2 separate regions of the Mus musculus genome follow, and region 2 is linked to region 1. A link is a loop called in an ENCODE intact Hi-C map of the cell type or tissue named here. Cell type or tissue: left cerebral cortex. All regions are shown on one strand. Each heading gives the region's core, and the rest is flanking DNA. Links, peaks and the distances in the headings are about the cores only.

Region 1 (17,015 bases), core at 3,263-11,262:
CCAACCAAAGTGTATACATGGAGCAACCCTTGGCTCCAACCATATATGTAGCAGAGGATTACATTATCTGGCATCAATGGGAGAGGAGGCCCTTGGTCCTGTGGAGGTCACCAGAGCAGGAGAATGCTAGGGTGGTAGGTGAATGGAGGGGCACCCTCATAAAATAAGAGTGGAGGGGTGATGGACTAGGGGTTTGTGGAGGGAAAACCAGGAAGGGGGGATAACAACTGAAATGTAAATAAATAAAATAACCAACAAAAAAAGGAAAAATATCTCAGGTAATTGATGACATTTGTGTTAATATTAACATTTTATTCCTATTTTTTAGTGTTCTGTACTGTTCATCCAGATGTGGAAAAAAATTAAATACGTGGTGATGTTAACATTGATTTTGTACTGTAAAGTCTTAAATTACTTAAAATGAAGACTATTTATGATATCATGTCATTTCACAAGTGTCTACCTGCAAATGTTTCCCTAGACTGCCAATTTCTATGAACATAGCGTCACCATGAATAAGTACATTTAATCAAGAAAAGTCCCATTTTCACAAACTATCCCACGTAATTGGAAATCATCTGTCTTTTTACTTAAGGAATAGTTCCCAGCTAGAATGAAGGATCAAACCACAACTTTACCTTAAAGAAATTCCTATATTTTTAGTATTCCAAAATTTTCTGACAAATTAATATAATTTCTGTTATTATATCCACAGCAAATGACACAGAATGGCATTCACATTTTCATTTCCTATTATTGATCCTTAGTTTTTCATGGCCTAATATATGTATAGATAGATAGATAGATAGATAGATAGATAGATAGATAGATAGATGATAGATAGATAGATAGATTTATAAATAGATGATAGATAGATAGATAATTAATTTTAGAGAATTTTAGAGGTTTTTACTATGAAAACAGACATAACTTGAAGTATTCCTGGAAAGGTAAATATATTTGTGTGTGTGTGTGTGTGTGTGTGTGTGTGTGTGTGTGTGTATTCATATACACATAAACACATGTAAAAATGCAGTAGAATTCAGTTAAACACCACAACAACTCAACTGACTCTGAATGACCTTCTATTCACACACTAAGAATATACAGCATATTGACAGATTGAAATGTTAAGAGACAGAAAAACATTAATTAAAGAAAGTACCATCACCACAACTTAAAAATCAATCTCTCTATATACACCAAGATTTCTTCCTGTTTATGCTATTAGTAAATCAGACTATAGGTCCCAGAAATAGTCCTATTTCAAAAGTAAAATGGTCATAGAACAAAGAACATAGGCATTTCAACAGAACAAGTGTAGTCATTCCAACAAATTGTTTTAGAACACTAGAAAGATTCCATGAAATAAAATGAGCCCAGACCTACATCCTTTATAAGTATCTACAAAATATTAATTTAAAATGAATCAAATTTTATATAAGCTAGATGTTAAAAGAAATTGCAAAATAGAAGGAATTCGTCTCAGAGAGTAACAGAATATTTTAAGACAGATTTTTAATTAAAATGTAAAGGTATAACAAATGATATAATTCATAACCTTTGCTTTATTAAAATAAAATACTATGATATATAATATACATTGTCTGGGATAGGAAGAAAAGACACAGACTGGAAGCATGTGTTGCATATATACATATCTTATAAAAACATTAAACTAGTATGTATAACGAACTCCTTAGACTTAATATAATATATAAAACCCAGTGTTAAAAAAATAGTTTTATCCAGGACACCAAAAGCTACATATAAATAAATAAATTGATAGATAGATAGATAGATAGATAGATAGATAGATAGATAGATAAAATTTCAAAGTCTGAAGAGGCACCTTAGTAAACAAGATATAGTATAGAATGGAGCATAATTTTAGAGAAATATGTGTTTTATTATTTTTCATCAAGAAAATGAAAATTTGAAAATGAAATAGTACCTGATATGTGCTAGACCAGTCAATGTACCAAACATAATAAGCAGTAAGTTCTGGCAGGAATATAGAACAAGAACTATTACAGATTCCTGTTTGCACAGATGTTTTGTCAAACGGTATGACATTTATTTTTAGAAATCATCATGGTTTGATCATACAATCCAGTAATTGCTCTTCTGGGAATTTACCAAGATGAGCTAAAAATGGAATGTTATACAAATGTGTGAACATAAGATGTTGCAGTGGGGTTTTGATTTATTTTTGGTTTGGCATTGTTTCTAACTGCTCAATCTTGAAAGTCACCAAAATATATTGAATTCATATGTTCTTCTCCAGGTATATATTGAAATGTGACTATGAATAAGTATTATTTTATGAGTGACCTTGGTCATGTTGTATGCTTTTAATCCTAGCACTCAGGAGATAGAGGAAAATGTATCTTTGTAAGTTTGAGGCCAGTTTGCTCTACCCAGTAAGATCTAAGATGGCCAGTAGTATAATCAAATACTCTGTCTCAAAATCAAAACGAAAGTATTTGGCTCTTTTAAAAAAGGTACCAACTGCAGCAGCAGTGGTGGCATATGGCCTTTAATCTTATCACACCAGAGGCAGAGGCAAGTGGATCTCTGTGCGTTTGAGGCCAGACTGTTCTATAGAGTGAGTTCCAGAACAGCCAGGAATACAGAGAGACATTCTGTCAAAAAAACAAAAACAACAAACAAACAAACAAACAAACAAAAACTTAAGTGGGAGTGCAGCACCAGAGCTTCGACAGCACTTTGTAAGCACATGTGAAGACAAAAAAAAGTGTCATGTTTGAGAAGGAAAGCACATGTTATTAGACAAAGTGATGCCCAATAACTTCACTACAGACTTGTCTTCAAAATTTGTAAGGAAATTTCTGCTGTTCAGATATCACTAAATGGAATGTAACCAAGTTTAGGGTGTCGTTTAATGACAGAATGAATCATAAGAGGAGAATGATAAACTGGTACACTCAGGCAATGGGAGAGGATTTACTACTATAAGAAAATAACCAAACCAGTTGCAACAAGATAAGAGAAAAATTTATTAGTACTACTAAATGAAGAAAGTAACTCTACTGATCTATAAAAATATAATTCTGAATGAATGACATTTTGGTAAAAATATAAAAAAATGTAGACAGCAAAAAATTAATGATCATTAAGGATTTGAGACGGTATCAACCCTCTATCATATGTGGGGTTAGTGAAGATTTTTCCAACCTTAAGGTTACCAATTTGTCCCATTGACTATGTTCTTTGCCTTACTGAAGCTTTCTAGTTTCAAGAGGTCCCATATATCAATTCTTGATCTTAGAGTATGAGCCATTGGAGTTCTAGGAAATTTCCCCTATGCCAATGAGTTCAAGGTGCTTTCCCAATATCTCTTCTATCGGATTCAGTGTATCTGGCTTTATGTTGAGGTCCTTGCTCCACTTGGACTTGAGATTCATGCAAGGTAAAAAAAAAATGGGTTTATTTTCATTTTTCTACATGCAGACAGTTAGACCAGCACCATTTCTTGAAGATGTTTTCTTTTATCCATTGTATATTTTTGGCATCTTTGTCAAAGACAAAATGTCTATAAGTTTGTGGCTTTATTTCTGAGTTTTCAATTCTATTTCATGAATTGAAGGTCATCAACATGTCTATTTCTGTACCAGTAACATGCAGTTTTTATTACGATTGCTCTGTACTATAGTTGAGATCAGAGATAGTGATTCCCCCAGCAGTTTTTTTTTGTTGTTAAGGATTGTTTTAGCTATTCTGCATTTATTTATTTGTTTGTTTGTTTTTGTTCTTGTTTGTTTGTTTGTCTTTGCCTTTCCAGATGAATTTGAGAATTGCTCTTTCCATGTCTTTGAAGAATTGTGTTGGGATTTTGATGAGGATTGCATTGAATCTGTAGATTGCCTTTGGTAGGATGGCCATTTTTACTATGTTAATTCTGCCAATCCATGAGCATGAAAGATCTTTCCACTTTCTGAGATCTTTGATTTCTCTCTTGAGAGACTTGAAATTATTGTCATAGAGATCTTTCACTTGTTTGGCTACAGGTACTCCAAGATATTTTATACTATTTGTGGCTATTGTGATGGTAGTTGTTTCCCTAGTGTTTATCATTTGTATAAAGGAATATTACTGGTTTATTTGAGTTAATCTGATATCCAGCCACTTTGCTGAAGTTGTTTACCAGCTGTGGAAGTTCTCTGGTAGAATTTTGGGGTAGCTTATGTATACTATCATAACCCTGCAAATAGTGACACCTTTATTTCTTCTTTGCCAATTTGTATCCCCTTGATCTCCTTTTGTTGTCTTATTCTCTAGCTAGAACTTCAAGTACTATATTGAATAGATTTGGGGAGAGTGAGCTTCCTTGTCCATGATTTTAGTGGGATTGCTTCAAGTGTCTCTCTATTTAATTTGACATTGACTATTGGTTTGTAGTAAATTGTTTTATTACATTTAGGTATGGGACTTGAATTCCTAATCTCTTCAATACCTTTAATATGAAGGGGTGTTGTATTTTGTAAAATGCTTTTTCAGCATCTAAGTAGATGTTCATGAATTTTTTTCTTTGAGTTTGTTTACACGGTATATTATGTTAATAAATTTTCATACATTGAACTAACCATGCAGCCCTGGGCTGAAGCCTAATTTATTGTGGTGAATAATGGTTTTGAGAGTTCAAGACGCTAGCCACCAAAAAACCAACAACATAAACAACTAGATAGAGAATTTGCAGCAGAGGAATCTGGAATGGCTGAGAAGCACTTAATAAAATATAATAAAATATACTGTGTTTTAATTCATAAGCTATGCCAAAGAACAAATAAAACTAACCAAAGGAGGATAAGTATGCAATTGATTTTGAGAAAGCTTATAATTTTAGAGCTATTACCAAGTTGAATATTGCAAATATTCTTTTAAAAATATTAAAAAAAGATATGAGAATAAACTTAGATTTTTATTAATATGTGGCACTCTGAGGATGCAAACAGTAGATAAGCATGAAGATAAGTTCTTAGTTAGAGTTGGAGTTTCGATTAGGATCTTATTTAGGAGATGGGCTTTTGGGGGGCATTGGATGGGTTGATGCATCCTTTCAATGCATTAGATAATCTAGTGTGACTGCCACGAGCCATGTGCACAGGAGCTTTAGTCACCTAGGCCCAACATGTATTTATCAACATCCAATCCGTGATTTCATCTAATTATATCTGGCTACTTACCTCTCACATCAAAATGCCAAAAGGAGGTACACTAAAACTTAGCATTAAATATCAGCATGACAGGAATGAATGAACCAGACAAGTAGTATTACTCTTTGAAAGAGTAGAGGATTCAAAGCGCATAAGATCATAGTTTGATTAATCTCTTTGAAGTATAACAACCTTTCAGAATATGAAAGAGAAAAAAAACTAGAAGATTTATCTGTGTTACACATGACCCTGGGTCTTATTCAGGCTACAGTGCTTTCTATGAGTTAGGGATGAATTTTAAAGCATAAAAAATAGCATGTTCTGAATTCACAACAGGACACGTGTACACCAAAATTAACTAAGAAGGAACCAGGGACAGTTTTGGCTATAAACCACTGTCACATTATTATTTTATTATTTCCTTTTTATAGATGTTAATATAATTATATTACTTCCATCTTCCCCTTTTCTCCCCCTAAACCCCCTGGTAACTCCTTGATCTTTCTGAAATTCATGGCAGCTTTCTTTCATTAATTGATGTTCTCTACACTCGTAAGTTCTCGCTGCATGAATGCCTACCCATGAGATAAACAACAAAGCAACAGCAGATATACGAACATGAGATCTGAGCCACCAACCAGGCAGCATACAGTAGCTAGTCTAAGGCCCCCAACATATATTCAGCAGAAGACTGCCTGTTTTGGCCTCAGTGGGAGAAGACTTGAGGCCCCAGGGGGTGGGGAACCTGGGGGGCAGAGGGACATCCTCTTGGAGACAGTGGGGAGGAGGAAAGGGATGAGGCACTGGGGGAGAGCAGATAGGAAGGTGTCTTAGTCAGGGTTTCTATTCCTGCGCAAACATCATGACCAAGAAGCAAGTTGGGGAGGAAAGGGTTTATTCGGCTTACATTTCCATACTGCTTTTCATCAGCGAGAAAGTTGGGACTGGAACTCAAGCAGGTCAGGAAGCAGGAGCTGATGCAGAGACAATGGAGGGATGTTCCTTACTGGCTTGCTTCCCCTGGCTTGCTCAGCCAGCTCTCTTATAGAACCCAAGATTACCAGCCCAGAGATGGTCCCACCCACAAGGGGCCTTTCCCCCTTGATCACTAATTGAGAAAATGCCTTACAGCTGGATCTCATGGAGGCATTTCCTCAACTGACACTCCTTTTTCTGTGATAACTCCAGCTGTGTCAAGTTGATACAAAACTAGCCAGTACAGAAGGGGTGCAACAACTGGATTATAAAAAAATAAAAGTAACAAATAACAGCAAAAAAGAGGTTCAGTAGCTCATTCTAAAGCATATTTCAGTATTACTGTGTATCAAACAAAGCGGCTATACATTTTACATATGCAGTTACTAGTTAGCCTAAGATAGATTCCACTACCTACCATACTCATTTTAAATCAAGGTAGGAGATGCAAAATAAGTGCTCAACTATCTGATTCTAAAGCTTTAAAAGGGAAACTTCTGCTGTAGGAATAAAAGCTATGACTTGCCAACATTTAGATGATACTTAGGAATATGCTAAGATGAGATCATCAAAGAATGACTGAAAATAGCAATGAGATAAATGCCAAGGACAAAGTCTGCAGTCCTCCAGAGTTTAAAAGCTGGGCAAAATGAGAAAAAATAGCAGGAAAGACTTAGCTGGAGTACTGAGAGTGCCAAGAGTGGCTTCTCTTGGAAGCCATATGATTCAGGGTATGCTACAAAAGTAGAAAGAAGATGGAATAGGAGAGAAAGCATGAGAGGGAGAAAGGGTGAGCAGAGGTGGCAGCTTAGGAAATTGTCTCACAATTTGTAGAAGTTGACAAATTGGAAAGGAGGGTAGATCCAGGGGAAATGGGTTGATTGGATGCTGTGACCCAGAGTAATTTTAGTCTGAAGGCAGTATCTCTTCTTTAGGAGAGCTTGAAGTTTTTCCTAAAACTCAATCACGATGAGACTTTCCTATGTGGTAGAACTAAACTCAGCTTACTAAGTTTATATTTGTGAGTGCTTGTGTGTGTGTGTGTGTGGGGGGGGTGCTTCAGAAGATAACTCATAAAAGTTTGTTTTATCCTTCCACCATACAGGTCTCAGAGACTGAAGTCAGGTTGTCAGCCTGTATGGCAAGAGCTTTTGCCTTCTGAATCATTGTGCAGGCTCTGGTCTACTGATTTAAATACTAGTATTTCTAAACACATCAATATTATCATATAGGTATACAACTAACAGATTATTATAATAGTTTGGTCTAGCTAAGCCAACACACAAACTTTACCATATCCACACACCATTGAAAATTGAGAAGGATTAAAGGAGGAAGTACTTTGATAATCAAATACTATCAAATGCTGGAATAGATAAAGTAAGATTGAGTAAGGGTTGAAATTTAAAATGACCACTTGTATTAGTAAAACAATGTTTGTGTGGCTTACAGGGTGACTCATTTTAGCAAGGATTGCAGAGTGTAAATGAAAAAAAAAATTCAAAGAGGGACACAGGCCGAGTCATAGCAAAGTGTTCCTCCAGGGGTTTTACAATGCCATAAATAGCACAGACGCTTGATTGAATGGCATGCCTGAGAAAGCTTTGGCTTATTTTTACTAAGAGAAATAAAATCTTTGCTGATTGGAATGACCTGGTGAAGAAAATAGAGAAATTCATATCTTGAATAGTTGAAAAAGAAGAAAGGAATAAATTTAGAATAGTGTTCATGAGAACTGGGTGGATGCTGGATATTGAGGATGCACATGGGGATGATGTGTGTTGGTGGATTTAAAAAGACCTCATCTGGCTCTGTCTCAGGAGATTGCACAGGGCTGCACAGTCTGTGCAGGTGCACATTCCCAAATGCAGAAGAGCTGCCTGTGAACTCAATTCTCTGTAACTCGCATTGCGTAATCCTTAACAGTTCTATCTTTGCCTTTACTTTATGAGGTTTCTTGAGAAAAAAGAAACTTAAGTTTGAGAGGAGATATATAATTCTGCAGTCCTCCTTGTCAGCTCATCAGCACAGCCTTAGGGTCACATGTCAATACAGAATTCTAGCAGTACCATTAGTCTGTGGGGTCTATACAAAATCTAAAAGCTGTACAAAGTCAGGGATATAGTTAAGCCAAGATTCTATTACTATAGAAGTGAGTTCTTTTACCTCAAAAACTGCTGTAATGTGACAAAAACCAAGCAGAATTTAATATGCTTTTAATAACTTTATCTTCCAACATCTTTTCCTGTTGTCTTGGCAATAAAAATATCTGGAAGTGGCATACAAATAAAAGATTGCCTTTCCTTATCAGTAAACCACAGAGGGTGTTTAGAGTCTATCTGGGACCCTCCACCTCTAAGTTACTACTCATAGCCTAGACAGAGCATTTTCTTCTAGCCTGTAGAGAAATTTTAATCCAGAAAATGACTGCTCTGGCAAGGGATCAAAGACTTTCTAGATCTATATGATTCATCTGGAATGCAGAATACACTGGATTACAACATGATCTTTCTGTAATACAGACACAACCTTAGTATTCACTTTAATACCTATCAGTGAAGGTAAGGCTAGTTTGTCAAAGAAAGCAGCCATGTGTGAACATCTGACTGAGGGGAAGACAAAATGATGAATCAGAGAAAGATTTGACAGAGAGAGTCAGAGATAGGCTACATCCAACTCACCCGAGAGCAGCTCATGAAAGAGAGTCTACTTCAGAGCAATGAACAAGTAATCAGTGGTGTGGTGTGTGTGGAAGCTTTACCAGAACAGTTTCACAGAGAGATGTTTCAGAGAGAACAAGCTGAACACTGAGGAATACAAAACTAGCCAGAGAATGTTAAAGAGCCAGAATATTAGAACTTCTTCAAAAACTTAGTATGATGCTGTACTTTGCCCTACCTCTCCACTGGTAGTACACAGGTGTTGCTGCCATGCCACCAAGAGGAGGCAGAGAAAAGTAGAAAATGGGGAGTCTGCAATGGTTTCCCGTCTCCTCTCTGGGTACATGGATACTTCCAGCATACCTCCAGGAGAAGGAGTCAGAAACCAGGGGTCTGAAGTATAATTTTCCCTCTGGGTTTCTGCACCCCAGGAGAGAGAGGAGTTAGAGCCTAAGACAAGTAGAATCTGGTCTGACTTGGAGTGATGGTCCAGAGTAACAGAACAGCTAGAGGGGAGAAAGCCTTCTACACAAATGCTAGGCATAGCTCTTTAGTCAAAGACTTTCTCTCCATGATTCTTAATAAAGCATCTCTCTGAGATGATCCTTGCTTGCTCATATTGCTTTATTTTGTAGTGGAAGTAAAGGTATATATTTTATTCAATGTGAACCAGGATAGATATACATTTTGGGGCTAATAATTACCCAGGAAGGGAAGCTTGTTGCCAGAAGATAGAAAGACCTCCCATACTCATGGATCACTAGAATTAACATAGTGAAAATGGACATCATACCAAAAGTAATTTACATATTCAATACAATTACCAGCAAAATTCCAACACAATTCTTTGCAAACCTCGACAGAGCAATTCTCAACTTTATATGGAAAGAAAGAAAGAAAGAAGGAAAGAAAGAAAGAAAGAAAGAAAGAAAGAAAGAAAGAAAGAAAGAAAGAAAGAGAGAGAGAAAGAAACAATCAAAACAGGATAGCTAAAAATAATCCTGAACAAAAAGAACATTTTGGAAGGTATCACCATCCCTAACTTCAAACTGTAACACAGAGTAATAATAATAAAAAATGCATGGTACTGATATACAGACAGGTGGTTCAATGGAATCAAATCAAAGATCCTGAAATAAATCTATACACCTATGGACACCGGATTTTTTTTATAAAGAAGCCAAAACAATATAATGGGGAAAACAAAGTATCTTCAACACGTGGTGCTGGTCTAACTGGATGTCTGCATTTAGAAGAATGAAAATAGATCCTTATCTATCACCCTGTGCAAAACTCAAGTGAAAGTGGATCAAAGACCTCAACATAAAACCTAATAGAACAGAAATGGAGGAGTAACCTTTAACTCATTGGTGCAGAAGACTCCTTCATAAACAGAACACCAATGGCTCAGCTTCTAAGATAAATAATTGACAAATTGGACCTTATCAAGCTGACAAGCTACTATAAATCAAAGAACACTGTCATCAGGCCAAACGGCAGCCGGCAGATTGGGAAAGGATCTTTACCAACCCTGCATCAGACAAAGGTGACTAATATCCAAAATTTATAAAGAAGGTAAATACCAACAACCCAAATAACCCAATTAAAATTTGTGGTGCAGAGCTAAACAGAATATTCTCAACAGTGGAATCTTGAATGGCTTGGAAATATTTAAAGAAAAGTTCAAAGTCTTTAATCAGCACCCACCAGAATGGCTAAGTTCAAAAACTCAGGTAATAGCACATGCTAAGAAGGATCTGAGTCAGGGGAACACTCCTCCATTTCTGATGGGTCTGTAAACTTGTACAACCACTTCAGAAATCAACTTGAAGATTTCTCAGAAAATTGGGAATAGTTCTATCTCTAGGTCAAGGTTTACCACTCCTGCGCATAAACCTAAAAAATACCCCACTTTGCCACAGGGACTTTCGATCAACTATGTTCACAGCAACTTTATTTGTAATAGCCACAAACTGGAAACAATCTACATGTCACTAAACTAAATAATGAGTAAAGAATATATGGTACATGTACATAATGGAATACTAATAAGTTATTAAAAAACAAAGACAACATGAATTTTGTAAGCAAAAGGATGGAGCTAAGGGGATCTGCAACCCTATAGGTGGAACAACAATATGAACTAACCAGTACCCCCAGAGCTCATATCTCTAGCTGCATATGTATCAGAAGATGGCCTAGTTGACCGTCAGTGGAAAGAGAGGCCCATTGGTCCTGCAAACTTTCTATTCCTCAGTACAGGGGAATGCCAGGGCCAAGAAGTGGGAGTGGGTGGGTAGGGGAGTGGGTGGGGGAGGGTATGGGGAACTTTTGGGATAGCATTGGAAATGTAAATGAAGAAAATACCTAATTAAAAAAAAGAGTCCCTTCCAGTCCACTCCAGCACCGGGGTGCCTTGCCCAAGGAGTCTCCAGACACCCACAAAGACCCACACAGGATCACCCACAGGATCCTAAGACCACTGGTGAGTGGAACACAGCCTCTACCCCAATCCAATCATGTGGGACCTGAGACTGCATTAACTAGGGAAGCAGATAACCCGGCCTGATCAGGGGCACAAGTCCCTTCTGGTCCACTCCAGCACCGGGGTTCCTAGCACACGGAGTTTCCAGACACCCCACGAGGTCCTCACCGGACCCTCCACGGGATCTTAGGACCTCTGGTAAGTGGAACACAACTTCTGCCAGGAGGCAGGTTCGAACACCAGATATCTGGGCACCTTCCCTGCAACAAGAGAGCTTGCCTGCAGAGAATACTCTGACCACTGAAACTAAGGAGAGAGCTAGTCTCCCAGATCTGCTGATAGAGGCTAAGAGAGTCACCTGAGGAACAAGCTCTAACCAGAGACAAGTATAAAAACTAGCTTCAGAGATTACCAGATGGCGAACTGCAAACATAAGAATGTTACTAACAGAAATCAAGACCACTCACCATCATCAGAACCCAGCACTCCCACCCCACCTAGACCTGGGCACCCCAACACACCCGAAAAGCAAGACCCGGATTTAAAAGCATATCGCATGATGATGGTAGAGGACATCAAGAAGAACTTTAATAGCTCACTTAAAGAAATACAGGAGAACAAAGCTAAACAGGTAGAAGACCTTAAAGAGGAAACACAAAAATTCCTTAAAGAATTGCAAGAAAACGCGACCAAACAGGTCATGGAATTGCATAAAACCATCCAAGACATAAAAAGAGAAGTAGACACAATAAAGAAAATGCAAAGTGAGGCAATGCAGGAGATAGAAACCCGAGGAAAGAAATCTGGAACCATAGATGCCAGCATCAGCAACAGAATACAAGAGATGGAAGAGAGAATCTCTGGTGCAGAAGATTCCAAAGAGAACATAGGCACAACAATCAAAGAAAATAAAAAACACAAAAAGATCCTAACTCAAAATATCCAGGAAATCCAGGACACAATGAGAAGACCAAACCTACGGATAATAGGAGTTGAAGAGAATGAAGATTTTCAACTTAAATGGCCAGCAAATATCTTCAACAAAATTATAGAAGAAAACTTCCCAAACCTAAAGAATGACATGCCCATGAACATACAAGAAGCCTACAGAACTCCAAATAGACTGGACTAGAAAAGAAATTCCTCTCGACACATAATAATCAGAACAACAAATGCACTAAATAAAGAGAGAATATTAAAGCAGTAAGAGAAAAAGGTCAAGGAACATATAAAGGCAGGCGTATCAGAATTACACCAGACTTTTCACCAGAGACTATGAAAGCCAAAAGAGCCTGGACAGATGTTATACAGACACTAAGAGAACACAAATGCCAGCCCAGGCTACTATACCCAGCCAAACTTTCAATTACCATAGATGGAGAAACCAAACTATTCCACAAAAAAACCAAATTCACATATTATCGTTCCACAAATCCAGCCCTTCAAAGAATAATAACAGAAAAAAAAAACAATACAAGGATGGAAAACACGCCCTAGAAAAGCAAGAAAGTAATCCCTCAACAAACCAAAAATAAGACAGCAACAAGAACAGAATGCCACTCTAACAACAAAAATAAAAGGAAGCAACAATTACTTTTCTTTAATATCTCTTAATATCAATGGACTCAATTCCCCAATAAAAAGATATAGACTAACAGACTGGCTACATAAACAGGACTTAACATTCTGCTGCTTGCAGGAAACCCATCTCAGGGAAAAAGAAAGACACTACCATAGAGTGAAAGGCTGGAAAACAATTTTCCAAACAAATGGTCTGAAGAAACAAGCTGGAGTAGCCATTCTAATATCGAATAAAATCGACTTCCAACCCAAAGTTATCAAAAAAGACAAAGGGGGGGGACACTTCATATTCATCAAAGTTAAAATCCTCCAAGAGGAACTCTCAATTCTGAATATCTATGCTCCAAATGCAAGGGCAGCCACATTCATTAAAGACACTTTAGTAAAGCTCAAAGAACACATTGCACCTCACAGATTAATAGTGGGAGACTTCAACACACCACTTGCATCAATGGACAGATCGTGGAAACAGAAACTAAACAAGGACACAGTGAAACTAACAGAAGATATGAAACAAATGGACTTAACAGATATCTACAGAATATTTTATCCTAAAACAAAAGGATATACCTTCTTCTCAGCACCTCATGGTACCTTCTCCAAAATTGACCACATAATTGGTCACAAAACAGGCCTCAACAGATAAAAAAATATTGAAGTTGTCCCATGCATCCTATCAGACCACCATGGACTAAGGCTGATCTTCAATAACAACATAAATAATGGAAAGCCAACATTCACGTGGAAACTGAACAACACTCTTCTCAATGATACCTTGGTCAAGGAAGGAATAAAGAAAGAAATTAAAGACTTTTTAGAGTTTAATGAAAATGAAGCCACAACATTCCCAAACCTATGAGACACAATGAAAGCATTTCTAAGAGGGAAACTCATAGCTCTGAGTGCCTCCAAGAAGAAATGGGAGAGAGCACATACTAGCAGCTTGACAACACATATAAACGCTCTAGAAAAAAAAGGAAGCAAATTCACCCAAGAGGAGTAGACAGCAGGAAATAATCAAACTCAGGGGTGAAACCAACCAAGTGGAAACAAGAAGAACTATTCACAGAATTAACCAAATGAGGAGTTGGTTCTTTGAGAAAATCAACAAGATAGATAAACCCTTAGCTAGACTCACTAGAGGGCACAGGAACAGCATCTTAATTAACAAAATCAAAAATGAAAAGGGAGACATAACAACATATCCTGAAGAAATCCAAAACACCATCAAATCCTTCTACAAAAGGCTATACTCAATAAAACTGGAAAACCTGGACGAAATGGACAAATTTCTAGACAGATACCAGGTACCAAAGTTAAATCAGGATCAAGTTAACGATCTAAACAGTCCCATATCCCCTAAAGAAATGGTAGCAGTCATTAATATTCTCCCAGCCAAAAAAAGCCCAGGACCAGATGGGTTTAGTGCAGAGTTCTAGCAGACCTTCAAAGAAGATCTAATTCCAGTTCTGCACAAACTATTCAAAAAAATAGAAATAGAAGGTACTCTACCCAACTCATTCTATGAAGCCACAATTACTATGATACCTAAAACACAGAAAGTTCCAACAAAGATAGAGAACTTCAGACCAATTTCCCTTATGAATATCAATACAAAAATACTCAATAAAATTCTCGATAACTGAATCCAAGAACAAATTTAAGCAATCATCCATCCTGACCAAGTAGCTTTTATTCCAGGGATGCAGGGATGGTTTAATATACGGAAATCCATTAACATAATCCATTATATAAACAAACTCAAAGACAAAAACCACATGATCATCTCCTTAGATTCAGAGAAAGTGTTTGACAAGATCCAACACCCATTCATGATAAAAGTCTTGGAAAGATCAGGAATTCAAGGCCCATAACTAAACATGATAAAACAATCTACAGCAAACCAGTAGCCAACATCAAAGTAAATGGTGAGAAGCTGGAAGCAATCCCACTAAAATCAGGGAGTAGACAAGGCTGCCCACTTTCTCCCTACCTTTTCAACACAGTACTTGAAGTATTAGCCAGAGCAATTCGACAACAAAAGGAGATCAAGGGGGATACAAATTGGAAAAGAGGAAGTCAAAATATCACTTTTTGCAGACGATATGATAGTATATATAACTGACCCTAAAAATTCCACCAGAGAACTCCTAAACCTGATAAACAACTTTGGTGAAGTAGCTGGATATAAAATTAACTCAAACAAGTCAATGGCCTTTCTCTACACAAAGAATAAATAGGCTGAGAAAGAAATTAGGGAAACGACACCCTTCTCAATAGTCACAAATAATATAAAATATCTTGGTGTGACTCTAACTAAGGAAGTGAAAGATCTGTGTGATAAGTATAAATTAAGGAAGATCTCAGAAGATGGAAAGATCTCCCATTGTCATGGATTGGCAGGATCAACATTTTAAAAATGGCTATCTTGCCAAAAGTAATATACAGATTCAATGCAATTCCCATCAAAATTCCAACTCAACTATTCAACGAATTAGAAAGAGTAATCTGCAAATTCATCTGGAATAACAAAAAACCTAGGATAGTAAAAATTCTTCTCAAGGATAAAAGTACCTCTGGTGGAATCACCATGCCTCACCTAAAGCTTTACTATAGAGCAATTGTGATTAAAAACTGCATGTTACTGGTATAGTGACAGACAAGTATACCAATGGAATAGATTTGAAGACCCAGAAATGAACCCACACAACTATGGTCACTTGATCTTCGACAAGGGAGCTAAAACCATCCAGTGGAAGAAAGACAGCATTTTCAACAAATTTTGCTGGCACCACTGGTGGTTATCATTTAGAAGAATGCGAATTGGTCCGTTCCTATCTCCTTGCACTAAGGTCAAATCTAAGTGGATCAAGGAACTCCACATAAAACCAGAGGCTCTGAAACTTATAGAGGAGAGAGTGGGGGAAAGCCTCGAATATAATGGCACAGGTGAAAAAATTCTTGAATAGAACAGCAATGGCTTGTGCTGTAAGATCGAGAATTGAAAATGGGACCTCATGAAACTGCAAAGCTTCTGCAAGGCAATAGATGCTGTCAATAAGACAAAAAGGCCACCAACAGATTGGGAAAGGATCTTTACCTATCCTAAATCAGATAGGGGACTAATATCCAATATATATAAAGAACTCAAGAAGGTGGACTCCAGAAAATCAAATAACCCCATTAAAAAATGGGGCTCAGAGCTAAACAATGAATTCTCACCTGAGGAATACCGAATGGCTGAGAAGCACCTGAAAAAATGCTCAGCATCCTTAATCTTCAGAGAAATGCAAATCAAAACAACCATGAGATCCCACCTCACACCAGTCAGAATGGCTAAGATAAAAATTCAGGTGACAGCAGATGCTGGCGAGGATGTGGAGAAAGAGGAACACTCCTTCATTGTTGATGGCATTTCAAGGTTGTACAACCACTCTGGAAATCAGTCTGGCAGTTCCTCAGAAAATTAGACATAGTACTTCCCGAGGATCCCGCAATACCTCTCCTGGGCATATATCCAGAAGATGTCCCAACCAGTAAGAAGGACACATGCTCCACTATGTTCATAGCAGCCTTATTTATAATAGCCAGGAGCTGGAAAGAACCCAGATGCTCCTCAACAGAGAAATGGATACAAAATTTGGTACATTTACTCAATGGAGTACTACTCAGCTATTAAAAAGAATGAATTTATGAAATTCCTAGGCAAATGGATGGACCTGAAGGGCATCATCCTGAGTGAGGTAACACAATCACAAAAGAAATCAAATAATATGTACTCACTGATAAGTGGATATTAACCCAGAAACTTAGTATACCCGAGATGTAAGAGACAATTTGTAAAACACATGAAACTGAAGAAGAACGAAGACCAAAATGTGTACACTTTGCCCCTTCTTAGAATTGGAAACAATCACCCATGGAAGGAGTTACAGAGACTAAGTTTGGAGCTGAGACAAAAGGATGGACCATCTAGAGACTGCCATATTCAGGGATCCATCCCATAATTAGCCTCCAAACGATGACACCATTGCATACACTAGTAAGCTTTTGCTGAAAGGACCCTGATATAGCTGTCTTTTGTGAGACTATGCCGGGGCCTAGCAAACACAGAAGTGGATGCTCACAGTCAGCTAT
Region 2 (17,015 bases), core at 4,099-12,098, 350 kb after region 1:
TCCGCGCGATTGGATTGGGGCAGGCACTGTGATCCACTCACCAGAGGTCTTAGGGTCCCGTGGGGAGTCCTGTGTGGACCCTTGCGGGTGTTGGGCAAGACTCTGCTGGCAAGGTAGCCCGGGGCTCGAGTCACGAGTCGAGTGGAAGGGACTTGTGCCCCAGATCAGGCCCGGGTAGCCTGCTTCCCTATGTACCGCAGTCTCAAGTTCCACGAGATTGGATTGGGGCAGGCACTGTGATCCACTCACCAGAGGTCTTAGGGTCCCGTGGGGAGTCCCGTGTGGACCCTTGCGGGTGTTGGGCAAGACTCTGCTGGCAAGGTAGCCCGGGGCTCGAGTCACGAGTCGAGTGGAAGGGACTTGTGCCCCAGATCAGGCCCGGGTAGCCTGCTTCCCTATGTACCGCAGTCTCAAGTTCCGTGCGATTGGATTGGGGCAGGCACTGTGGTCCACTCACCAGAGGTCTTAGGGTCCCGTGGGGAGTCCCGTGTGGGCTCTTGCGGGTGTTGGGCAAGACTCTGCTGGCAAGGTAGCCCGGGGCTCGAGTCTCGAGTCGAGCGGAAGGGACTTGTGCCCCAGATCAGGCCCGGGTAGCCTGCTTCCCTATGTACCGCAGTCTCGAGTTCCGCGCGATTGGATTGGGGCAGGCACTGTGATCCACTCACCAGAGGTCTTAGGGTCCCGTGGGGAGTCCTGTGTGGACCCTTGCGGGTGTTGGGCAAGACTCTGCTGGCAAGGTAGCCCGGGGCTCGAGTCACGAGTCGAGCGGAAGGGACTTGTGCCCCAGATCTTGGCAGGTGTTCTAATGAACAGATGAAGTGTACATCATCAGCTCTTCTTACTGTTCCTGTTGTTCATTATTGATCTAGTTATATATTTCCTCCCAGGACCCCTTTCTACTGCAGCTCTCTCTTTAATGTATCTTCCACTGCCATTTCTGTGTCTGAGAAAGTCTTCCTGTGGTCCCTACTGGGCAAGATGCTTTCACTAGGAAAAGGATTTGGGTTTCAGCACATTAAGTCACCCCACTGTTAGCTGCTTCCTTGCTTCTAGTTAGTCGAGTGCCTTTATTTCTTTTTTTAAAATAACTGTACTCTGCACATACTACATTTTGAATTCCTTGATTCTGTACATTTATAATCATCACCATACTTAATAAGTTTTCATCATTGCCTATTAAAATGTTACCCTAGCCCTCATATCTCCTGCTTCTTTACAAACTTCTACTACACATGTGTCAGATGGCTTGAAGTTTTTCCAAAGCTATATAATGATTAGTTTATTGTTTGCATTTCTGTTTCAGACCAGATCATTGCTATTGTCTTATATTCAGTCACATATATTGTCTTTGGCAGTGTCTGGGACATGGATAACCTCACGTATTTTAGAAAGGGTGATAATCTTATCTCTAGAACTCAATTAGAGCACTAAAAACTTCCTACATGTTTCAATCCCTCTTTTACCCATTCTTTTGAACACTTACATGACTATTTTGTATTAGATAGTATTTTTTGTAATTTTTTTCATTTGTTGGATGCAGATATTTATATGTCTGTATAAATGGTGTAGTTTGGTTCAGTTCTAGAGTCAATTACAGTCTGGGACCTTTCCTTTTGACAGGCTTTATTCAAATGCTACCAACACCTCCTATGATATTTTGCATATCGTTTCAACATTTGATAAACTGTGAGATTTTTTCCCATGTTGCCTGACTATAGTGCTATCCGTTAATGGGTACATTGATCTCTGGAGATGCATTTCTGCTGTTTTTACATGGTTCTTTGCTCTGCCATCAATACTATCTTGTCTATCAATTAATACTTACCAGATTGTAGTATGGTCTTATTGCATGTACTGAGAAATATTCTGTGGATATTTTTTCATCTAAATGATTTTTTTCAAGAGTTCCATTCAGCATCCTTTGAGTCCTTGTGTATGATACACATGCTTACTGAGTTTTATTTATTCTTCGCTTTGCAGAATAAGCATTATAAAATGTAATGTGATTCTGTTTCCCTGCACAGTAGCTAGTAGTACAAATTCTTTGATTCCATTTATTTATATTTGGGTTCTAGGTTCATTAAAACAGAAAACAAACATCAGGGACTCTGCCTTCTTATATGTGAGGTCTAGACCCAGCTACACTTTTCCCACCCTAGAGTTCACAAATATTAAAATATTAATTTTGGGACAAAGGAGCTTTTACGTTTCTTTAATGTTACCTAATGACCGAGAAGTAATTAAAACACGATTCTGTATATTGCAAAAGCAATAGTCTGTGAACTTCAGCCGAACAGATGAACATTTGAGGAAAGCTAGTTGAGTCTTCCTGTTCTAATCTACTGTTCGCTTAGAGTAGTAGTGCTGTGCTCTGAAGAACTACAAGGTCGGTATGTTTTGGAAATGGTTGTGCCATGTTCTCATTGAGTTCTAAGAAAGCCTTTGTAAAAGAAGCCTTCCCATTGCTTAATTCAGCATTTCCTGAATGACATTTAAGCAGACTTTTTATTTTTTTAAATGTAACATATTCTTGGAAGCTATTCCAGGCAAGAAGGAGCTATAAATGTGCCTTCTCTTTTCTTATTTTAATCTCTTACTTTTCTTCCTTCCTTTTTCCGTTTTCATTTTATCAGTTTTTCTTTTTTTTTTTTTAAAGAATGATTTTTTTTAATTAGGTATTTTCTTATTTTACATTTCAAATGCTATCCCAAAAGTCCTCCATACCCTCCCTACCCACTCCCCTACCCACTCACTCCCACTTCTTGGCCCGGGTGTTGCCCTGTACTGGGGCATGTAAAGTTTGCAAGACCAAGGGGCCTCTCTTTCCAATGATGGCCGACTAGGCCATCTTCTGCTACATATGCAGCTAGAGACATGAGCCCTGGGGGTACTTGTTAGTTCATATTGTTGTTCCACCAATAGGGTAGCAGACCCCTTTAGCTCCTTGGGTACTTTCTCTAGCTCCTCCGTTGGGGACACTGTGATCCATCCAATAGCTGACTCTGAGCATCTACATCAAGGTTTGCCAGTCACCGGCATAGCCTCACAATAGACAGCTATATCAGGGTCCTTTCAGCAAAATCTTGCTGGCGTATGCCAGTTTTCCTTTTAATAAAGACTTGCATTTCAGGAAGACATTTCTAATGGGGCCATATTTTCATTGTTTTCGAAATCTTCCTGGGCTAGCTTTTTGCTAGAACACACAAGTACTTTTTATGATATATAGTGAATTCATATTTATGTACCAATTGAAATATCATATCACCAGTGGAACATTCTGCCTCCAGTCAACCCCCTACCAGTATAAATTCACATGCTTATATATAAATACATGAAAAATAATGTAATACAATAATATCATTGATACCTGTCATTAATGAGCACTAACTACCCATCTTAAAGCATCACAAATCCAGGATGGTTTTGCTTTTACTAGTCTTACAGAGAACTAAAGTTCAATTCCTAGAATCTATTAGGTGACTCACTACCATTTGCAACTCCAACTTCAGGAGGTCTGATATCCTCTTTTGAAATATGTAGGCATTATGTGCATCACATATATATTATTTCAAAAATAATAAATACTTAAAAATCAGTAATATTTAATATGTACCAAAGTCATTATGATTATAACTCTTGATTTGCTCCAAAGTTCATAATATTCCTTTGAACCTCTAAAGAAAAATCCTTCAGTTGTCTACACATGCTGATTGAATCCTTTTCTCAATATTTCTCTTGGATTCTAATCAGACTTACTGCACCATTCACCATAGTTTGTTGTTGTTGTTGTTGTTGTTGTTGTTGTTGTTGTTGTCTAAGAGCCATTTATAAACTGGTGATGCCAAGAAAAGCAAAGGACCAGGCCCCAGTTTCCTTGAACTTTAAGCAGCATTTGGGGGAGTCAATCCTCCTTTAGACATCTTGTATTCTAAGACAGTATATTTTTATCATTTTTTTGTCTTTTGTTTTTTGGCATGTCACTAGAACCCACTTTTTCTAATTTATTCAATATCTGAATCTCTGTAGCTTGTAAAGTGCAACCCTTCCTGATTTTACTTATTTATTTATTCATTCATTTATTTATTTTGGTTATCGCACTGATAATTCATACTGATAATGTATTTAGTATACTGACCCTTGAGGTAACAAGCAGTTGGGGGTGGGGCATAGCTATCAACCTCTCCTTATTTCTATCTCAGCTTCTTTATTGGGGGAAAATAAACACCCAGCAACCTGGGAATTAGAGCAGTATCTACGATAAAACATTCAGAATGTTAAATGAATTAATATCTACAAAAGGCCAAAGGTAAGGTCTGGCATTGTATGTGAGCTGGGATTTAATCTATACCCCGGTGACTTATAAAAATCTACTAACCCAGATTTTCACAATGAAACTGTGGATCAAATATCCAACTACCTATATTTGGACTCTATGTTCCACTTCAGTTTCAACGTGCACGTCAAACTTTTATGCATAACATGTAAAACTTTATCAATCCAGTTAACTGACTCAATGCCAACAACATCCAAATGCAAAGGCTAAGAGAATTGGAAGCATATTTGTCTTTTCTTTTAAGGCCAACCAAGTAACAACCGAATATAAAGTTGTTTTGCCTTCACATTATTTTAGTTTACCTCAACCATGTTACGTCACGATCTCAACCATCAAAATACTTCAACTTACGTGTTGCCTAAGCTTGATGTTCACGTCTGAAACATTTTTTTTATAAAAGAAAAGTTTAATTAAATATTTCCTCTGCTTAAAAAGTTCCTGTGACTTCCTTTCTCCAAAATTCCGAGCTGAAACCATTACTCTCTCTAACAAGACTGTAACTTAGCACTACTAAGGGGAGTGTGAAGTAGCAGAGCAACTCTGTAAAGCAGTGTGAAAGTTCTTAAAGACAGACAACACCCAAGGTGCTAGATAAGCCAGATATACCAGGCCTGAGTTATATTACATACATAAAGTATGAAAAACATAGTCATAAATATAGAATGACAAGTACTTTGTACTTTTACTCATAAAATATTAAAGAAAACAAATAAATAATTATATATATAATATATATACACACACACACATATATATATGTATATATGATATAAGTGTTTTGTGTGAGTGTGTGTGTCTGTGTGTGTGTGTGTTTGTATTTGAGAGTAGTGATTTACAGCTTTAACTCCAGCACTTGGGAGGCAGGGGCACACAGATCTCTGTGAGTTCGTGTCCTGATTGCTAAGAGAGCCAGAGAAGAGTGAGCAGACAGAGAAGAGAGAAGGGCAATTAAGAGTGCAGTCACGAGTCTGTATTTAAAGCACTATATCTACATGAAGGAAAAGGTCACACTGTAAACATTAATCCATGCAACTGATATACATTAGTTAAAACAGACAAACAAAAAAAATTAAAATGAAAAATCATATAAGAGAATCACTTCCAAATAAAGATACAACATATTCCAGAGCAGCCCAGATGTTCTAAGTACATTCTGAGATGAAAGAACTCTCCCTGAAAATGAAAGACCTTGAAAGGCACCCAGTTGAATCCCTGTTCCCAGTATGGATGAAACACATTGCTAGCTTAAGAAAATGAAGATAAGATTTGAAGGTGGATAACTCGGGAGAATAAATAACTTTAGGTGCCTCTTACTAGACTCTAGGTCTTATTTTCTCAAAGTATTTTTAAATCACAGCTTCAAAGCTCACACATTCTCATCACATTCTCATCACATTCTCTGCTAGGCAGTGTTTCAGAGAAAACACATTGATGCTTTTGCCACACTCACTACATACATTGTTCTTGCCATAGTTCAAAATTCCAGTAATATTTTAGGAGACATTTTCCCTCGTGATACACAATAGTCTATCATTTGGCTAAAACTATAGATTGTTTTTTGTTTGTTTGTTTGTTTGTTTGTTTGTTTTTAAGCAAAAGAATATAAACTGAATTTTCCCATTTCTCCATTCCTTAGCAAATTTCAGGTTTAACTCTGTATTCTTGCTTTCCAAATTCATTGTCAGTTTTAACAAATTGCTCTAGTCTTTCAGAGTCTTTGAAAATTGTACTAAAGCCATCGCTAGATTTCTCAGCATGCCTTGTCTATGATTGAATTGTTGGCTTTTAATTTATAATTATAGGCAGATTCATTAGTAAGGTATCTGTGACTTTAAAGTCTGGCCTGAGTCACTAACCACTTCCCTTTGGTAAACCAAAGTATCCCACATCATTATTAACTACACTACCGAGCTTTCAAATCCATGTGCATTTACGTGTTCCACAGCTATATCTTACAAGTTATTTTATCTTACTAAAATCCAGTTGATTCAGGTAAAACACAGATTCATGTGTAGAATATTTTCCCTGAGATTGAGTTGCATGCTTCCCCACTGTAGCCCATAGACCTCTCTACAAACTCCTGCCATGGACTTTAGTAAAATGTACCATGATATCCATTTGCAACCGCCTCACATGTCTTTTATGAATGAGTTTTGCCTTCAGTTTTCTCTATTATCAGAAGGTGCACGTAGAAGTTACTCCATCAATGCTTATTAAATTAACAAGTAACCAAGATTCTCATCGTTTCATCTTAAATATAGAGTTCTACATAAAGTTTACAGCTTTCTCTGAAATTATTGTAGGAAGCAAATTGCTAAAATGACTCACAACAGTCTGGGGGAAGAGAGAAGCCAGCGCCTCACTTAAAATGCTATTTTTGCTTCATGAACATATGGGCCCTGTCCGTTTTGTAACCGAAAGAAAATTCCATTCTTCCAAACAAAACTGCATGTTATTGTGATCTCTCCTCTGTTGCTACTTTTACAAAACACCTTTGCATTTCTTTATGAAATGTCAGGAACAGTATCTCATTAGCACCCATGAGACAGAGAACTAAGACTTGAAGTACCTTGGAGTACCTCACTGAAAATCAAATGAAAATGTCAAAGTGCAGTAAAATCATGCTTTTTTGGAGTATAACTTGAGGTCATTTATGTCTGCGTTTTCAGGGCCAGAAACTTTTTTAAAAGCCAAATTCCTACAAGGAAAGGCTCATCAATAAATAGTCAGTGTCCCTGCACTTAGATTGAGTAATTAGTTTCAATGGCAGACTAAAAAAATTCAATGGAATGAGAACACAGTGACCTTGAATTTTATATAGCATCTTTCCTAATTGAACTGTAAGCTAGCCCTTGAGATTGTTATTCAGTCTACTACAAAAAGGACAATGGAATATCAATAAATCTCCTCTGATTTGTGAATTAGTTTTCAAAACGCTAATGTTGAGTCAAAATGGCTCGAATTTATTTCCAATACAATAGCAAAGGAAAAAATTACTTGTTCTTACTCAACCACTTGTATTTACAGGCAATACATTCACAAGGAAATTTGCAAGGGCCGTTTATAAAAGTAATGGTCACATTGGGAGTTGAACGTGTTTCTAATTTTTGTTTTAATCATGCAATGTCCTAAGAATTAATTTAAATTATGAAAATGATTACTTCATTTAAATCTCCTTTAATCTTAAAAACCTACTTGAGCCAATGGTAAAGCATAATATTGAGACTGTAGAGTGCAAGCTTAATTATAAGAAATCTTTGGACATGATATGCAATTAACTATGGAAGAACCGAGGTTTGGGGAAGAAATTTAATAAGCAATTAAGAGTTAAAAATCTACACTAGAGGGTTAGTATGTAGAATTAAACAAGCCTTAAAGGAAGTACTCAGCAAGGGCAAAAATGCAAACAAAAGCTCTAAAAAGGTAATTTGAGGATATAATTTGAAATGGTGGACAGACTTGTGTAATTGATTTGTGTTTGGGGCATACAAAGACAAGAAGAAAAGGACATATGTAGTTGAAGTTTGAAGACCATCCATGTCTTTCCAAATTTAACTGCTGAGACTTTAGCTCTAGTAGTGAGGAATTATGAGACTGTCTGAGTTTTGTAAATAGGAACAGGATGTGGGAAATATCTGTCACAAGAGAGAAGATGTAAAACACTTAAACAACCCAGTGGAAATAGCAGTGCAAACGGGACAGAAGGGAATCCAGAGACGTATTACATGATTTCCAGTCAGAATTGAGATTTTCTCTTTACAGGAAAGTGAAGCTGGATGTGGCAAGCATAGCGTGACAGGATCATACACTTTCCCCTCTGCCAACTCCTCCCTTCCTTTCTCCCAAAAAACTTAAGGGTCTTCAGGTTCTCTCTGTCTCTCTGTGTCTGACTCTTTCTATCTCTCTCTCCCCCGTCTCTCCTCCTCTCTCTCCCCTCCAGCCTCTGTCTCTCTCTGTATCTGGGTCTCTCTCTTCTCTCTTCTCTCTTCTCTCTTCTCTCTTCTCTCTTCTCTCTTCTCTCTTCTCTCTTCTCTCTTCTCTCTTCTCTCTTCTCTCTTCTCTCTTCTCTCTTCTCTCTCTCTCTCTCTCTCTCTCTCTCTCTCTCTCTCTCTCTCTCTCTCTCTTCTCCCCACCTCTCTGTCCCCCTCTGTCTCTCCTTCCCTCTCTCTCTCAAAAAAGAAAGAAAAGAAAACTAATAAACAGCAATAGAAATAAAGGAAAAGTCAAAGGTCCAAATAAACACAACCCCTGAGAACATACACATGAATAACCAGATATAGGCCAATCAACTTACATTTAGAAATGTATATGTGTATCCATATAATCATGTAATAACATTTAATGGAAAAAGAAGACAGAGATTTGAAAGAGTAAAGAGGGGCACGTGGGAGGATTTGGAAGGAGAAGTGACAAAGAAGAAATGATACAGTTTTATTAGGATATCAAATCATTTTTAAATTCAAAAGCAAACACAACAAAATAAAACTTGAAGTCCATTTTGTGTGAACCATCTACTCCTAGCTATAGGGCTTTCCTTGGCGTGTGATTGACAAACTAAGTGTCACTTCATTGGAACAACCTGATCTTTTTTTCTCAGTAGTCAATTGTAAATAGCTTCTTGGTTAGGGGTGGGACATTTTGTGTGTTTTTGGTCTCAGTAAGTGATGTTGGTTAGAACCTGTTTGGGTCTTTTGGGTGTCATCACAGTTTCTGTTAGCTTATTTGCATATCAATCCGTTGTGTCTGAAAAGACACTGTTCCCTTTGTATCATCCACTAACTCTTGCTCCTACAAACTTTCTTCACCTCTTCAGTGTACATCTTTTATCTTAGAACACATGGATTTGATAAAATATATCAGTCACAAAAGGTAGACTTACAATAGAAATGAAAATCTACATAGATTTTAACCTCATTTTACTCTGTAGTTCAGGCTAGCCTCAAGCAAAAAAGATCTCCCTGCCTCTACCTCCCGAATCCTGGGATTAAAGGCATGCTACACTACCACTCTCAACTTAACTTGAACATCCTTAGTCTTGAAAAAAAATGATAAATATTTGTGTGCACATGCTCACAAGCACACACAAATCTTCAAGAATAAATTCTAATGAAAATCTTAAGAAAACAAATATGAACCTTCCTTGTATGTTCATTCTCGTGATGGCTATTTTTCTCATTGGAGAGAAAAGAAACATTTCCTCTTTCATACTCTCCCTCATTACCCAATTAACATCACAAGAACCCAGATTTTTTAGCCCACAATGAACCCAAAATGTTTAAGTATGAAGATACATGTAACTAATAAGCAGAGCTGTTGGCCCATTTGTTTCCATGCATGGATGTTTGTATCTATTGTATTAAGACATATATACTTTTACAAGGTAGTTGGTAGATGTTTCTATAAAATGTCATGAAATTTCCCTGATTTATGTTTCTTTACATATATTGAAATGCCAGGTATCTATATGGAATTAACTAGAAGTTCCGTTACAGGGATCAGTTTTTAATTTGCCTGCATGCGCAAAGGATGCCATTATCCACTGGAATGGCAAATCAGTACTCATCAAAAACTTTGCATGTGAACAAATTAAATTTGTCTTAATTAAAAACATAGCTTTATATTAGTCAATCATTAACCAGAACAAGAACTCTGGGCCCTTTATTTCTTATTGAAAAAATTAACACATGATTATTTTTTCCTTTTATTAGAATCTTCTGTCATGAGATGTTTTGTAAAGTGAGAATTTGATGTTTGGGTACTTTCCTTCAAAATGTGCAATTTAAAAGGCTGGAAGATGGCTGAGTAAGAGGAAGATTGTTCTAGAGGATACAAGTCTGGCTCCTAACACCAAGATCGTGAGGTTCACAACTGCTACCATCTCCAGTTTCATAGGATCTTCTACCTTCTGCATGTACCTGCACACATACACACACACACACACACACACAGAGACACACAGACACACACACACTCACACACACACAGAGAGAGAGACACACACACACAGACACACACACACTCACACACACAGAGAGACACACAGACACACACACACTTACACACTCACACACACACACACACACACACGCATGTGCGCACACATACACACACATGCATATACACTCAAATTAAAAGAAGTTATATTTAAATTTTCTTTCTCAAAGTTTTCCTAGAGGATTTATAGATATGCTGATGCTATAATCATCTGTAATTTAGAGACATTTTAAGATTTCAGTTGTCATAATTACATATGACTCATTGAATTTGAGTTCCAAGTCAATTCATCTTAAGATATAGATAGATACTCTTGGTTCCATGACCCAGAAAAAAAATAGCAAAGCGAATAGTTAAGTTGACATTCTCCATCCAGATATACTAAACTGTGTGTCTATGCATAACATATGCAATAACATATATGTAATAACATATGCAATGAACATCCATACTGAGACACGTTTTGAGACAACTGCCAGATGACTTTGATGGTGAAGACAATGATAAAGGCCAAGAGAATATAAGGCAACACCCAGGGTTTCTCTTGTTACCATTTAAAAAGTAACTGGAAGAGATGCGTAGGCTACTGGTGCCCAGCCAGGCAACCTATGCTGTCAGTCAGCTTGAAAGGTGAAAGAGGAGTAGCTTGAGAATTATTACAGGTAATAACATACATAATGAGTTCATGTTGAGTCAAAAGACTTTACCTATGTCAATGTCTATATCCTATCTATCTATCTATCTATCTATCTATCTATCTATCTATCTATCTATCATCTATCTATATCTATCTATCTTTCTAACATCTATTTTCTTTATCTACGTGAGGGTAGGTGTAGAGGTCTTTCTTAAATATATCCTTTTTCCCTATTCACCAGATTCTATGTTTTAGGTAAACAAAATTCTTATCTTGCTTTTTTCATATGCAAGAAGCCAACATTACCGCATTCCATTATTTTACAAATGACTTCCTTACTCAAATCCTTATTAAATCCATGAGAGACCCATTAATTTTCAGGTTTGCCATAATAAATTAGTACAGAACTTAGTGGATTAAAAGGACCTTATTTTCTCACAATTTAAATGGAAGATTTACCACGGCTCAGCTATTACAGCACCCCATAGGAGCAGTCTCCTTTGCCTTTCCTTGGCTTCTGAAGGCTGTCACCAACCCTTGAGATGTAGTATATCACCTATCTCCTTTCTATCTTTATGTATTCTCTTTCCATGTCTCCAAATCTCTGTCATTACAAGAACAGTTACTAGGGGACTGAGGGGACATAACAATCCATTGTGACCTTCTCATAATCTTAGCTTCACTAAGGTCATTCTGCTTTTATATTATTTTGCTGTGATGGGGATAGCGCCAGGCCCTGGTCATGCTAGGTAAGCATTATCCCATTGGGCTGCATCACCTGCTTTATTGATGCAGCCTTGGCAAAGGAAACTTGTATAGATTCAAGGTATAGAGCCTGATGTTTTGTAACATAATTACCATAATCAAGCTAATTAACATTGCCATCTTAAGTGGACTACATCAGCAAAACCTGTATTCCCAAGAAAACTTAAGGTTCGTTAGTGGAGTCTGGAATGAAGATTTCAACCTGACATTTGTATGAGACATAACTTAACTCACATTAGGACACTAATTGTGTGTTGATATTTAGCAGGAAAATCAGTTACTATAATTTTTATTTACATTTCATTCAAAAAAACTCTAGTGTTCATTAGGTATCTAAGGATCTTTGTGTGACATAACACATAATCAGTGTACTGCAGGGACCAAGGTAGTCTTATATATTACTATTTTAGTCTGTTTATTTTTAAGTTATAAACAAGTATGTGTATTTGCACAGTACAATTTGAAGTTTTCATCTATGGACAAATTGAAGAAACAAGCTATTCACGAAACTACCCCCTTACCCCTATTATTTTTGTGATAAGAATTGAAAGTATGATAAAGTTGAAGTACGTAGCACATTAGAGAAGCTATACTCAATATTCATATCCCACATTGTATATGCTGTGATATATAACTTTCCTTCCTCACCTCCTATCTCTGATAATAACTGTCCATTTCTATGATAATTTGTTTTTAAATTTACAAATAGAAGGCATCATATAGTATATGTCTCTGCTTAGCTTTTTACACTCAATATTATACCTTTGGGTTATACATATGGACATGTATATATGCATATATAAGCAAATATCACATTATTTTTAAATCATGTGTTTGCCCCTTTTCACTCTATTGTATTCTTTTTGATTGTCTAGAATAAATTCCTTTCCTTTGATCTTTGAACAAAGCACCTGCTTTGGAAGATGCCTGTGCTTGAAGTGTGCTTTAAGTCCCAGAGTAGGGAAGCTCACTGTCTTAGAATTCTATTGCTATGATGAAGACTACAACCAAAAGCAATCTGGGGAAGAAAGGGTCTATTTCATCTAACACTTCTAGGTAACAGACCATCCCTGAAGGAAGATAGGCAGGAGCCTGAGGGAGGGAATTGAAGCAGTTCCCATAGAAGAGTGATGGCTTATTTGCTGGTTGCTCTCAGCATTCTTACCTTCCAAGCTCCCACAGTATGTTCCACCGATCTCTGAGCACTCAACAGCTTTTAAATCCTTAAATGCCAGTTTCAAAACACCTTTACTGTCCTCCACAAAACAATGTGGTCAGATTTGTTACAGTCAAACACATTTCTAGTACCAATTTTTGTTGTAGTTACTGTTTCTACCGCTGTGGTTAAAAACAAAAAACAACAACAAAAAAAGCCTGAATAAACAAAAAATAAACAAAACCAAACAAACAAAAGCTGTTACTAAAAGAAAGTTGGAGAAGAAAATGTCATTTACCTTAGATTACAGTTCCACATCATAGTTCCTCATGAGGGTCTTCAGAAGAGGAACTCATGAGAAGAACCTAGATAGGGAACTGATAAAAACATCATGGGAAGTTCCACTTTCTTGCTTGACCACCATCCTTTCATGGCTTCCTCAGCCTGATTTCTTCCAGCACCCAGGACTGCCACCCCAGTGATGGCACTGCTCACAGTGACCTGGTTCTCCCACACCAATCACCAATCAAGAAATGTACCACAGGCTTGCCCATGAGCAAATCTGGAGAGGACATATTCTTAATTGTGTTTTCCTCTTTCAAAATGATTGTAGCATTTTTTTTAGGCTGATATAAAACTAGACAGCACTCTCATAAATTTTCCTTCCAAGGTCTTAAAAGAACAAAGTACCCCGACCATACCCAAAATATCATGCTAATGTTCATGTTGAGACATTAAACTCAGCTGCATATGTATCAAAAGATGGCCTAGTAGGCCATCACTGGAAAGATAGGCCCATTGGACTTGCAAACTTTATATGCCCCAGTACAGGGGAACGCCAGGGCCAAAAAGTGGGAGTGAGTGGGTAGGGGAGTAGGGGAGGGTATGGGGGACTTTTGTGATAGCATTGGAAATGTAAATGAGAAAAATACCTAATAAAAAAACAAAAAACAAACAAACAAAAAAAATCCATCATGCCAGCCTGTACACTGCCATGCTTCCTGCCATGGTTGTAATGGATTAAACCTCTGAACAGTAAGCCAGCCCTATTAAATGTTCTCCTTTATAAGAGTTGCCATGCTCCTAGTATCTCTTCATAGCAATAGAAACACTAGTTAAGAAACTTGGATTTCTGAGTATGTGGGAATAACATTGTCACATAGAACTGTTTACAGGACTGAATGAGGGTATAGACCATAGACTGTCTTGTTCTCTTTCTCTCACTCTTCCTCTTTCTCCCTGCTTCCCTTTCCTTTCTGTCTCCTTCTTACTGAAACAGGCATGGGCATACAACATAAAACTGCCTGTATATTATAATCATTGTTTAATTACATGCTGCTGTTATTGTTGTGAGGTTCAAACTCTCAGGCCCTAGCTCATCTTCCCTGCCTCCTGCATGTCCTCCATTGCACTTCCCATGTCTCTGATCCACTAAAGTCAGATGACGTTTTTGTCCCAGACTCTATTATCCTCCCTCTTGTCTGTGAGCATGCTGCACTGTGGGTTGCCTTTTAGCATTCACTGGGCACAGTGTATTTTCTATTAAGCCCCTGCCAGGAAAAATGGAGCACTGCTACATTTGTGTCCCCAGACAAATATTTTGTACAAAGTTCTTCATTATTCTTCCTTTTCTTTTTCCTCTAGATATGAACTTTTCAAGGGCGAGGAGAATGTGTTAGTAAAGTCTGGTATTCATAACACCTAGTCACTCTTGGTTACATAGAAGGCATTTAGAAAAACCGTATGTTGAATTAATGTGGGCTTGTAGACCCAGTCTAGTAATTGTGAAGCCATAAAATTCTATTTAAAGTACAGCCACAGGAATTGACTCTGTGACCCCTTCTAGCTGCAAATCTAATGTATTGCTGTAAATGGCATAAAGTAATTGTCATTATTTGTTCAAAAGTCATTGTCCTTTAATCACATCTACTGATTTGAACCAAGGGGCATGTGTCCATTAACAGAATGAAGTTTTGAAGATACCAACAATGGTAATAGCAGCATCATTTAATGTCCTCTAAAGTTTTCTTCTTTCAAGTTAGGTTTCCATTTCTAGTTCTCTGTTCTTTTGATTTGAATATAATGCAGCACTGTGATTAATGATTTTCTGTCTCTTTGATCAACTAATTGAGCATGAATTGAAAAAAATATGTAAAAGTAATATTTTGCCTTTGGTAATTTTCACTCAAATGTACTATAGTGTCCTGTATAAATATTCATTTATATTACTCAAGTAAACACATCTATATAGAAAAGTAATATATTGTGAGTCATCAAAATTCAGATCCATGAGGTATCATGGAGGGTAAAAGTTTTTTGTCATGAATGTAAAGACCTGATTTTGAGCCTCTGAAACTGCATAGTGGAAGCAAAGAACCAGGTCACATAAATTGTTCACAGATGTCCATACACAGTCTATAGTACACACACACATGCACATTCACACATATACATGCAGATATACACATTCACATACAGTAAATCAGTCTAAAAACAAATATATTTACATTAAAGAAATAATAAAATTGATACTGGAGAGATGGCTCATTATTTTAGAGTACTGACTGGTCCTCCAAAGACTTAGGTTCAATTCCCAGCATCAATTTGGCCTCTCACAACCCTCTGTAACTCCGATTTCAGGATATGTGGACCCAGTATACTCTTTTGGTCTCAGTGGGTGACATGCAAACAAGCAGTAGGCAGATAGACATCCAGGCAAAATACCCATACACATAAAAGGAAAAAAGAGTAAAAGAAAATGAAAAAAATCAAATTTAAAATATCTCACAAATGCAAACATGTCCTCTCTCTGATTACCAATATTTTAACTGCCCAGACACAACTATTAAAATGGCCTTTGGGATGATTTCCAGTTATCTATTGAGATTTGAATGAGTTCATGTTAGTCCTTTACTGAAACTCCTTCTATCACATGGTGCTTTGAGAATCTGAGTTCCTTAGACTGGGTTTCAAGCCCAACAAGGTGCTGAAAGAACCTAGTGGGGAAACCCCCACTCATATCCGAGTCGGTGTGTACCCAAAGAATCATGAGAGACCGTCTTGATGCAAACACATGAGGTAGTTTAATGATGGAGCTCCAGACTAACATGTATCTCACACAGGAGATAGCGGTTGTCGGCCACGTGGCTCAAAAGCTAGGGGTTTTTATAGAAAAGGGTCTGGGGCTAGAGGAGGAATTGGCGTGGTTTCACATGATTGGTTCATTTAAACATTAGCAGACTGTACGTGCAGACTGAGGTAACAGCAGAGCATCTGGTTAACATTTAACCCATGTCAGAAGGGCGGGAGATAGGGAGGCGCCTGGCTAGTCCGGTCTGGTTAACATTCTCTTTATCTTTATGGCCAAGCAGCCTCAGGAATGTCTTAACGACGGGCCTGCCTGGGCACGTCCTGCCCTGTACTGCTATGTTCTCAGCCCCAGGTTTCAAAGCTCACAAACAACTCTTTGGGCTATTTGACATAAATTACATGAATCACAGGTCTCAAGTTTTATTTTCTTTCAGTGCAATCCTTCTATAAGTTCTGTTTCCTGTCATGGCACCAACTACAGATACAGTCATTTTTTTTTTCTTGTCCTCTAATATGGATTATTTGTTTCTGACTTGTGGTCTTTGTGTCTGCCTTTGCATCTTAGAAGGTCTAAAGTGTAAGGTCTGGATATGACCTTAAATTCAAACATGAGACTAGTGTCCTGGGGCTTCACCCTCCTCTTTATTAATATCTCTTATGTCAGGAATTACAAATGATACATTGCAAGCTTCATGAAAGTAAATGCTGATTTGTGGTTTTACCTGAAATATAGTTCAGCAGAAGAAATTCCACCAACTGCAGCACTTTCATTGTTCTTTTGGAATTTGAGGTATTGACAATATTAAAAGTTGGCACCTAAGTAGAATAATGTGTAAAGTGATTCTCAGGAAGCAGAGTGCAATTGAATTTACAATTAAGAAACAAGGCTTTGTGATGTCAGGGCTGCACGTGACCTGTGACATGGGCATTTGACCTGTGCTCCTCAGCACCTCCCAATGTTTTTGATTAAGTTACTTATTTACCTTGCATCCTGCTTGCAGCTTCTCCTCCTTCCTGTCCTCCCAGACCTTCCATCTCAT

The links. Hi-C counts contacts between places; a loop is a spot of excess contacts. Peaks named below come from ENCODE experiments on the same cell type or tissue, not always from the same donor. Only the 100,000 strongest peaks of a DNase experiment are listed, where the experiment ranks them.
Region 2: it touches region 1 in a loop (5-fold over the local background); 2 of 42 quality-filtered maps call a loop at or near these places.

Annotation. Positions count from the first base shown.
Region 1 is chr4:26,060,623-26,077,637 of GRCm38, reverse strand. No RefSeq gene overlaps it. Among named protein-coding and RNA genes, the nearest start is that of Gm24965, 130 kb to the right of the region's middle. In left cerebral cortex, for the core only: no CTCF peak of the experiment used is centred there; DNase peaks (open chromatin) are centred at 6,808 and 7,987; H3K27ac peaks cover 1,776 bases.
Region 2 is chr4:25,711,461-25,728,475 of GRCm38, reverse strand. All of the region lies in intron 1 of Fut9 (fucosyltransferase 9), which reads left to right. Among named protein-coding and RNA genes, the nearest start is that of Fut9, 80 kb to the left of the region's middle. In left cerebral cortex, for the core only: no CTCF peak of the experiment used is centred there; DNase peaks (open chromatin) are centred at 5,650, 6,717, 8,006 and 10,282; H3K27ac peaks cover 3,994 bases.